2 separate regions of the Homo sapiens genome follow, and region 2 is linked to region 1. Evidence: read pairs that join two places in POLR2A ChIA-PET (ENCODE). Cell type or tissue: Panc1. All regions are shown on one strand.

Region 1 (5,000 bases):
TTTAGTTGAGACGGGATTTCACCATGTTGGCCTGTCTGTTCTCGAACTCCTGACCTCAAGTGATTTGCCTGCCTTGGCCTCCCAATGTGCTGGGATTACAGGCGTGAGCCACCATGCCTGGCTTAACTACTAATTTTCTATACTGTTCTAGACTCTAGGCTGAAATGTAGATTCAGCTTCTCCAGAGGCCTTTCTCTAACTTAGATGTTCTTTGTGTCAATTTGTAGTTTCCTGCCTGTACTTACTATTGTATACATATTTTGTTTATTATCTCACTTTTACATATGTTAATTGTAAGACCTTCATACACACCTGTTGAAGTTTGTAGGCAGTAGAGCTATATCTTTTTTTTTTTTTTTTTTGAGACTGAGTCTAGCTCTTGTTGCCCAGGCTGGAGTGCAATGGCACCATCTCGGCCCACTGCAACCTCCGCCTCCTGGGTTTAAGCGATTCTCCTGCCTCAGCCTCGCAAGTAGCTGGGATTATAGTCGCCTGCCACCATGCCCGGCTAATTTTGTATTTTTATTAGAGATGGGGTTTCACCATGTTGGTCAGGCTAGTCTTGAACTCCTGACCTCAGGTGATCCACCCACCTTAGCCTCCCAAAGTGCTGGGATTACAGGCGTGAGCCACCGCGCCTGGCGAGCTGTATCTTTTTTGCAGGTGAACAACTTAAGGCTCTGAGAGAGGAAACAGGATCCACTAGCAATCCTCTTCCATTTTCTCCCAAACTCCCACAATCCTAGGTTTCCACTAGTCTACTTTGTGTTTCTATGTATTTGCCAGTTGGAGATATTGCATATACATGGAATCATAAAATATATAGCCTTTGTGTCTCATTTCTTTTATTTTTAATTTTTCTTTTTTTTTTTTTTCTGGGAAGCACAGTCTTTGTCCAAGACCAGAGGCAGGCACTTCCTGTGTCTAGTTTCTTTCACTTAGCATAGTGTTTTTAAGGTTCATCCATGTTGTAGCATATATTAGCATTTTATTCCTTTTTGTGGTTGAATATTTCATTTTATGGATATGCCACATTTTATTCATTCATTAGTTAATGGACATTTGAATTGTTTTCACTTTTTGGCTATTATGAATAATGCTGCTATGAACAATTGCATACAAGTTTTTGTGTAGGTACCCGTTTTCATTTTTCTTGGGTGTATACCTAGAAGTGGAATTAATTGCTCAGTCATGTAGTAACCCTGACTCTGTATTTAGTCTTTTGAAGAACTACCAGGCTGTTTCCCAAAGCAGCTGCATCATTTTGCCACTGGCAGTGGTGTATGTGTGAGAGTTCTGATTTCTTTACATCCTCTCCAACACTTGTTATTTTCTCCTTTTGATGATAACCTGTCTTTTGATTATAGTATGAATCCACCAGCTGTTTTGTTCTTTTTCCTGATCGTTTTGGCTATTCTAGGTCCCTCGAATTTCCAAATGAATTTTAGAGACTGTAAATCTTTGCCAAAAAAAAAAAAAAAAAAAAAAAGCCAGCTGGGATTTTGATAGGGATTATGTTGAATCTGTTGAGGAAAATTGCCATCTTAACAATACAGTCTTCAAGTCCGTGAACAAGGGATGCTTTCCATTTACTTTGGTCTATTTTATTTTTTTCAACAATGTTCTGTAGTTTTCAGAGTCTAAGTATTGTACCTTGTTAAATTTATTCCTAAATATTTTATTCTTTTTGATACCATTGTAAAAGGAATTGTTGTCTCAAATCCATTTTCAGAATGGTAAACTCTTAATATACTTATTTTCTTTCATTTAAACCTAACCACTAGTGTAAGAGGTAAGTATTATTTATTTTTGCAGATGAGAAAATAAGCTTAAAGAATTTAAATGATTTTGCCCACAAGACAACCAAGTCAGTATCTCTGAGAAGACATCTGGATAAATGAAGAGGCAGTTCACACACCTGACTACAAAACTTGCATGCTTTTGTTTTCCATTTGAAACCCAGGATGCAGTGCCAGGAAGGTGGGAGGGGAAAGTCGAGGTATCTCAAGTGAATGAGCCGTGCCAAAAAGACGGTTGGATCCTGCATAGTGGTGAGAGGGGTGATCCATTCTGCCTCATCATTTAAGCTGTCTGGAGGTATTTGGAGGCAGTTTGATTTAGAGATTAAAGACTCTGGTCCTGGATTTGAGCTCGGGCTTCACTATTTAACTTGCTATATGACTCAGCAAGTTACTTTGATTCTCTAGCTTTCATTTTCTTCTCCTGCTCCTATAGAGCAGTTGTAAAGCCCTACCTACCTGGTAGGGTTGTTGTTAAAAAGATTAAATCAAATACCATTCTTGTTTGCAGAGCTCAGGGCCTACCACACCGTAAATTGTCAGTTAAATATTAACTGCAGGCCGGGCGTGGTGGCTCACGCCTGTAACCACAGCACTTTGGGAGGCCGAGGCAGGCAGATCACGAGGTCAGGAGTTCGAGACCAGCCTGACCAACATGGCAAAACCCTGCCTCTACTAAAAATACAAAAAATTAGCCAGGCGTGGTGGCGTGCGCCTGTAATCCCAGCAACTCAGGAGGCTGAGGCAAGAGAATCACTTAAACCCAGGAGACGGAGGTTGCAGTGAGCTGAGATCCCGCCACTGCATTCCAGCCTGGGCAACAGAGTGAGACTCCGTCTCAAAAAAAAAAAGTTAACTGCAATTGTTCTTTTGCTTACAGCTTTATTCTTACTCCATGCTTATTTTTCTCTTTTCAGTACAAGTTCAGGGACCTAACTGTGGAAGAACTAAGGAATGTAAATGTATTTTTCCCACATTTCAAATATTCCATGGACACCTATGGTAAGAATCATATCCTCTAGTTTAAATGCTGCATTATTTGAACTACTAATTTTTGGTCCTAAAGAGCTGCAAAATTGTAATTTCTCTTTTTCTCTTTTATCCTCTGATTTTCAGCTATACTTTATGACCTGCAATTTCTGAGAAAGCTTAAATTAATACAATGTATCTTGTATTAGTTTTCTATTGCTGCTGTAACAAACTACCACAAACTTAGTGGCTTTAAAAAACACACGTTTACTGTGTTATAATTCTGTAGGCAAGAAGTCCACCACAAATTTCTATAGCTTAGAAAGTAAACTAGAGGTTTGACTTGGCTAAAATCCAGGTGTCAACTGCCTTTGTTTCTGGAGGCTCTGGGAGATAATGTTTCCTTGCCTTTTTCAGTTTCTAGAGGTCACCCACATTCCTGGGCTCTTGGTCTCCTTTCTCCATCTTCAGAGCCAGCAGTGTTGCATGTCTCTAACCATTCTTCTATAGTCAAATCGCCCTCTGACCACAGCTGGGAAAGATTCTCTGCTTTTAAGGACCAATGTGATTAGATTAGACCCACCCCAGTAATACAGGATAATTTCTTCATCTCAGACTCCTTAATTTTTTTAAGGCTAGCCAAGTGATCAGAGTCACTAATCACATCTAAAAAATCCCTTTGCCAAGTAAGGTGACATATTCACAGGTTCCAAGGGTTAGATATGGACATCTTTAAAGGACCTTTATTCGGCCTATCATATGTATATGGTTGATTCTAAATCATTAACAGTTTTAGTTATTCTGTTCACCTAATAGTAAGAATTTGGTTTTCTAAGAAATATTTTACTTTATTATCTTAATCTTTCTTTTTTTTTTTTTTTTTTTGAGATGGAGTCTTGCTCTGTCGCCCAGGCTGGAGTGCAGTGGCACCATCTCAGCTCACTGCAACCTCTGCCTCCTAGGTTCAAGCGATTCTCCTGCCTCAGCCTTCCGAGTAGCTGGGATTACAGGCACCCACCACCATGCCCGGCTAATTTTCTTGTATTTTTAGTAGAGATGGGGTTTCACCATGTTGGCCAGTCTGGTCTCGAACTCCTGACCTCAATTGATACATCCACCTCGGCCTCCCAAAGTGCTGGGATTACAGGCGTAAGCCACTGTGCCCGACCATGGGCTCTTTTATGAAGACACTAGTCTCATTCATGAGGGCCCAAAGGCCCCCCTCCAAGGTAGTTTGATTGTTTGAAACCAGAGATAGTGTTTCCTGTACTCAATCCTGAGATTAGGGCGTTGATTCTCTATCAGTGTGTCCCAGTTACTGATGGGAAAGTTGAACTTTCAGAGATATGAATGTTGAAAAGAGGTTGAGAATAATGAAATTAGAGAAACCAAAGAAGGTAATTATTGATCTAACAGTTTGCTTTAGAAAGCAATGCTGGCAGTTTTTCTTCTGGTTCTAAAAGTGACTATAACTGATTTTGTTACATGCGATAATGTTTTTTTGTTTGTTTGTTTTTTGTTTTTTGGTTTGTTTTTGCGGGAGACTGGAGGTTGGTTGGTTGGTTGGTTTGTTGAGACGTAGTCACTGTCTGTTTGCCCAGGCTGCAGTGCAGTGGCACGATCTCAGCTCACTGCAACCTCCCCCTTCCAGGTTCAAGCAATTCTCATGCATCAGTCTCTCTAGTAGCTGGAACTACAGGCGCATGCCACCACGCCCTGCTAATTTTTGTATTTTTAGTAGAGATGAGGTTTCACCATGTTGGCCAGGCTGGTCTTGAACTCCTGACCTCAAGTGATCCACCCACCTTGGCCTCCCAAAGTGCTGGGATTACAGGCATGAGCCACTGTGCCAGACCTGGAATTTTACTGTTACTCAAATCAGTCGCCCCGAGCATTGTGAGAACAGTTTTTAATGACAGCTTGGTGGGTGGGGGGAAGCCAGTGAGCCAGGAGTGCTGATTGGTTAGGTAGAAGATGAAATCATGGGAAGTTGAAGTTGTCCTCTTGCTCTAGGTCACTTCCCGGGTTGGGGCCACAAGATCAGATGAGCCAGTTTATCAATCTGGGTGGTGCCAGCTGATCCATCAAGTGTAGGGCCTGCAAAATATCTCAAGCACTGATCTTAGGAGCAGTTTAGGGAGGACCAGAATCTTGTAAGCTTCCAGGTGCATGATTACTAAACCATAATTTTTATTTTATTTTACTTTATTTATTTATTTATTTATTTTTCTG
Region 2 (5,000 bases), 200 kb before region 1:
CAATTCTGAAGATTCTTGCAAAACTAACAATGTGTGTATTTCATCATCTGCCTAAAGATGTTGTCTGGTATAAATTATAAATTACAGTTGTGAAAATAACCATACTCCATGCTAGAGAACAAACGTAAGATGAACCATCATTTTATATGCCCTATTCTATGTTTTCTGTAAATCTGTATTTTGTAATAGTTGAAATTAGTCCACATATAGGTTTATAGCCTGCATTTTTCACTTAACATTTTGTCATGACTTCTCTGTTTATACTTGGTTGGCTGACCCCTGCTTTATTTAACTATGTCTTTATTGTTGCACATAGTCAATAATGAGCATCTCCAGGCACATAGCTTTTCCATCTCAGAGTCTCAAAGCATCCATCTGAAGCACCCTCAAGAGATATGATGGGATCAAGGTGGTTAAAGAGGGGTGCAAGGAAAAGAACATGTCGTGGCCCTGGCGTCTGGAGTAGAAAAAGAACAGGGAGCTTGGTGCAGTGGCTCATGCCTGTAATCCCAGCACTTTGGGAGGCTGAGGCAGGGGATCATTTGGGGTCAGGAGTTTGAGACCAGCCTGGCCAACACGGTGAAACTCTGTCCCTAGTAAAAATATAAAAATTAGCCAGGCATGGTGGCGCACACCTGCAGCCCCTCCTACTCAGGAGGCTGAGGCATGAGAATTGCTTGAACCCAGGAGGCAGAGGTTGCAGTGAGCCAAGATAGCGCCGCTGCACTCCAGCCTGGGTGACAGAGTGAGACCCTGTCTCAAAAAGAAAAAAAGAAAAAGAACAGGGAACCCAAGAGTTGGAACCAAGGAGAGGATGGAGAGGAAGATAGATCATGGGCCAGGGGGTCAAGGTCACAGAGCCCTAGGGGTGGCAGAGGGACATGCAGCTCTGTCAGATTTCAGAGGGAAGTCTGTCCTTCCAGTGTTTTGTTTGTTTGGTGTGGGAGGCTTTTATTAAATTGTGGTAAAATACACATAACACGAAATTTACCATTTTAACCAATGTTAACTGTATAATTTTGTGGCGTTAAGTATATTTACAGTGTTATACAACCATCACCACTGTCCATCTCCAGAATCTTTTTATCTTCCCAGACTGAATCGCTGTACTCATTAAATACTAATTCCTCATTCCCATCTCCCCCAGCCTCTGGTGACCTCCGTTCTACTTTCTGTCTCCATAAATTCACCTATTCTAGGTGCCTCGTGTAAGTGGCATCATGTTTGTCTTTTTTTGTCTGGCTTCTTTCACTTAGCCTAATGTTTTCAAGGGTCGTCTCTGTGGTATCATATATCAGAATCTCATTTATTTTCAAAGCTGAATATATTCCATTGTATGGATATACCACATTGTTTGGCCATTCATCTGTTTCCACCTTTTGGCTATTGTGAATAATACGGCTATGAACATTGGTGTGCCAGGATCTGTTTGAGCCCCCGCTTTCAATTCTTTGGGGTATATACCTCGCAGTGGAATTGCTGGATCGTATGATCATTCTGTGTTTCACTTTTTGAGAGGTGCAGGGTGCATTTTTTAAAAAGGATTTTTGTGTGCCCAGTATGAAGACCACTGAGTGAAGTCTTAGGAATAGAGAGTCCAGGAAGAAGCTGTTAATTTAAAAACTAAATGTTGTTTGGGTTCTGCATGGCCATGGAGGTAACAGAGAAGAGAGAAGAGGGAACAGAATACAAATGAGTCTGACTCCGTTTCTGAAGAATTGTTGTGATTTAGAGGCATTGTGGGTGGAAAAAGAAAGCTCTCAGGAGAGATCTTAGTGGGTGGAATTGATTCAAGCATGCAAGTATTTACTGTACCAGGCACTGTGGTGGACACAAGGCCCTCAGCAATCAACACGACCACAAGGACCCTGCCCGCAAGGAGCTTAATGTCTAGTGGAGGTGCCAGAGGAGTCACCTGGCAACAGTGGTCTGTACTGATGCATTCTAGGCTCATCATAAGCACTCACTCTTACTGAGTGCTTACTACATTATCTCAATCTTGGTGACAGTTCAGTGAAGACGGTTTCTGTTATCCTCAATTTGCAGGTGAGGAAACAGAGAGCTTGAGTAACTCTATTTCAGGTACGCACAGCAAGAGTCAGAGCCAGAATTTAAACCTAGGCAGTAACTGTGCTCTGTAGGGCTGTGGGAACACAGGAGAGACACCTGCCCAGGACGGAGGTCAGAGAAGGCTTTCCGAAGGCAGGGGTCAGGTGAGTATTTTCACGCAAGTCAGCTGTGTTCTTCTTTAGCCCATGATGTAAAACAGTGCTTTCCTATAGTAGCAGCAGTAGCGTTCAGCCCTGCTTCCAGGGACTCTAGACACTCAGGGAGACCCCTTCACTGAGACTCCACTTCAGAGGAAGATGATCACTTCTATCATCCTTGCTGCTTATCATGAGGCAGGGAGGCTGGGGGTGAGGCATTGCCATTTCCCACTGCCATCTGCTGCCTCTGCTACTTCCCTAGCTGGTCAGCATCTGAGGTACCTCAGAGGGACCTCCTGGGGCCCCTTCGGGGCAGCATCAGGCCAGTGGGCTAAGAGTTAGGCAAATACGAGGCCTAGGAGTGGCAGTGAAAATCATATATCCACCTTCTGTGCCACATCACTGTCCCAAGATACTCCCACCACCACAGAGCCCTGTCTTACCAAAGTACAGATGTGGCCAAGTCTCTGGTGTTTCCATCCTTCTGTGGCTCCCCATAGCTTGCAGCCGTATTTCTCAACAGGGACCTACTGGCCTTTGGGTGGGAGAGTTCTTTGATGTAAAAGCATCCCTGGCCCCATCTCCTATATATTTGCCTGGAGCACCCTTCAGTCATTATAACAACCAAAAATGCTCACACATGTTCTTCAGGTTTACTTTACAAGCAGTCCAATGTATAGATCTTAAGTGTTCTGTTCAGTGCATTTTGACAACTGCATGAGCTCATATAACCATCACCAAGAGCAAGACTCAGAAGATTTCCATCACCCGCAAAAGTTCAGAGATAACGATTATTCCAATTTCTATCATTGTAGATGGATTTTGTCTGTTCCTAATCGTCATATAAGTGGAATCATATAGTACATGCTCTTTTGTGTCATGAAATAGTTTTTAAGAAGCCAGACGCAGTGGCTCATACCTGTAACCCCAGCACTTTGGAAGGCCAAGACGGGTGGATCATCTGAGGTCAGGAGTTCGAGACCAGCCTAGCCAACATGGTGAAATCCCATCTCTACTAAAAATACAAAAATTAGCTGGGCATGGTGGTACACACCTGTAGTCCCAGCTACTCGGGAGGCTGAGGCAGGAGAATCCCTGGAACCTGGGAGGTGGAGGTTGCAGTGAGCCAAGATCATGCCACTGCACTCAAGCCTGGGTGACAGAACGAGACTCCATCTCCAAAAAAAAAAAAAGACATAGTTTTTGAGATCCATCCACGTTGTCACGTTTTCCCCACTAACCCCCAATACACACACAGATTTCTAAATGCCAACTAGCATGGCAATACCTGCCTCTGTCCCCCTGAGAAAAAATGGCCTGTGAGTCAAAGTTAGTGTGTCTTAGGCTGATTCATGAAGCCGTCTGCTGTGTGACAAGAGTCCCTCTTACGTCTACTCTGTGGCTACACTGAGCTGCCTCGTCTGCCTGGCATACCTTGTGCTTTCACCTCTCCGGGCCTTTGCCCTGCAGTGTTCCCTGCCTGGAATGTCCTCCCTGTATCTGGTGAACTCCTGCTTGTCCTTCGGGTCTCTTCTGTGCAGCTTCCCAGACTCTGTTTTTGTGCCCTCCTGAGTGCTCCCATAAGACAGCCTCAGTGGGCCTTTAATGCATTTCTCACTCAACTCACTAGGCCGAATGCTGGGTGGAGGGCAGGGACTGGCTCTTAGTTATCTGTGTGTCCCCCAAGGCTCAGTACAGAGCCTGATATTAAAGAAATTGATATAAGATTATAGTAAGATTATCTTAGAGACAAACTGGGTTTAAAATACAAAATATATTCTGAACCACCCCCTGGAGCTAATAAAGTTGGAGCTGGGCATGGTGGCTCATGGCTGTAATCCCAGCACCAGGCCGAGGCGGGTGGATCACTTGAGGTCAGGAGTTTGACACCACCCTAGCCAATATGGTGAAACCCCATCTCTACTAAAAATACAGAAACTAGCCAGGTGTGGTGGCAGGCTCCTGTAGTCCCAGCTACTTGGGAGGCTGAGGCAGGAGAATTGATTAAACCCGGGAGGCGGAGGCTGCAGTGAGCCTAGATCGCGCCGCTGCGCTCCAGCCTGGGTGACAGAGGAAGACTCCATCTCAAAAAAAAAAAAAAGTGGTCAAAAAAAGACAGTCTGATCTCTGGCTACAGATGATAAATGTAAACTGACTTCCTGCCAGTGAGGCAGAGACCTCCATCCCTTCCCCAGAGGACCTAGCATCATGGGAAGTGGCATGGATGAGTGCAAAGTAGCGCAGCTCAGGGAGTCAAGGGGGCCGGGGCGGGGCCGGGGGGGTGCGGCAAAGATCAGAGTCAATCTCAGAAGGCTGCCTGGAGGAGGTGAGTTCCAAAGGTTTTCAAAGAGGTCTCTGTGTCAAGCCTAGGAGTTGCATAATCAGAGTGTGAGAGCCCTAAAGCATGATTCAAGGCCACCTGGATCGTGGGCCTGATCTGTCCTCTCATGACCCTGGTACTGAGTGTCATGCAGCAGCCCTTCCCTCTTCCTTCACTCCTTTCCACTCATGTCTTTCTTCTTTTTCTCCCACTTGGTCTTTCCTTCCCATCTTCCTTCCAAATCTGAGTGTAAAGGAAAGAGCTGGACCTGCCTTCCATGTTTTTTTCTCCTCTGCACTGGGCTTTCTGTCGTGGGGGATAAAGAGGGGGTTTTATCCCTTGCCCCTTGTCAGCCTGGGAAGTTTACAGAAGCCAAAGTTATGGACAAGAGAGCCAGGGAGCAGCCCGGGACAGGGTGTGGCTCATTACCAGTTTCCAAGTCACAAAAAGTGCTGGGGGAAGGATTGAGCCAG

Evidence for each region. Peaks named below come from ENCODE experiments on the same cell type or tissue, not always from the same donor. Only the 100,000 strongest peaks of a DNase experiment are listed, where the experiment ranks them.
Region 2: POLR2A ChIA-PET joins it to region 1 with 6 read pairs; 2 of 35 experiments call an interaction of 5 or more read pairs at or near these places.

The regions. Positions count from the first base shown.
Region 1 is chr11:18,576,525-18,581,524 of GRCh38, reverse strand. It overlaps UEVLD (UEV and lactate/malate dehyrogenase domains), which reads left to right. Exons shown (of 12, transcript NM_001040697.4): 2 at 2,717-2,801. Among named protein-coding and RNA genes, the nearest start is that of UEVLD, 9.7 kb to the left of the region's middle. RefSeq lists a silencer at 2,316-2,497. In Panc1, no CTCF peak of the experiment used is centred here; no DNase peak of the experiment used is centred here; H3K27ac peaks cover 2,643 bases.
Region 2 is chr11:18,780,632-18,785,631 of GRCh38, reverse strand. All of the region lies in intron 1 of PTPN5 (protein tyrosine phosphatase non-receptor type 5), which reads left to right. Among named protein-coding and RNA genes, the nearest start is that of PTPN5, 8.7 kb to the left of the region's middle. In Panc1, no CTCF peak of the experiment used is centred here; no DNase peak of the experiment used is centred here.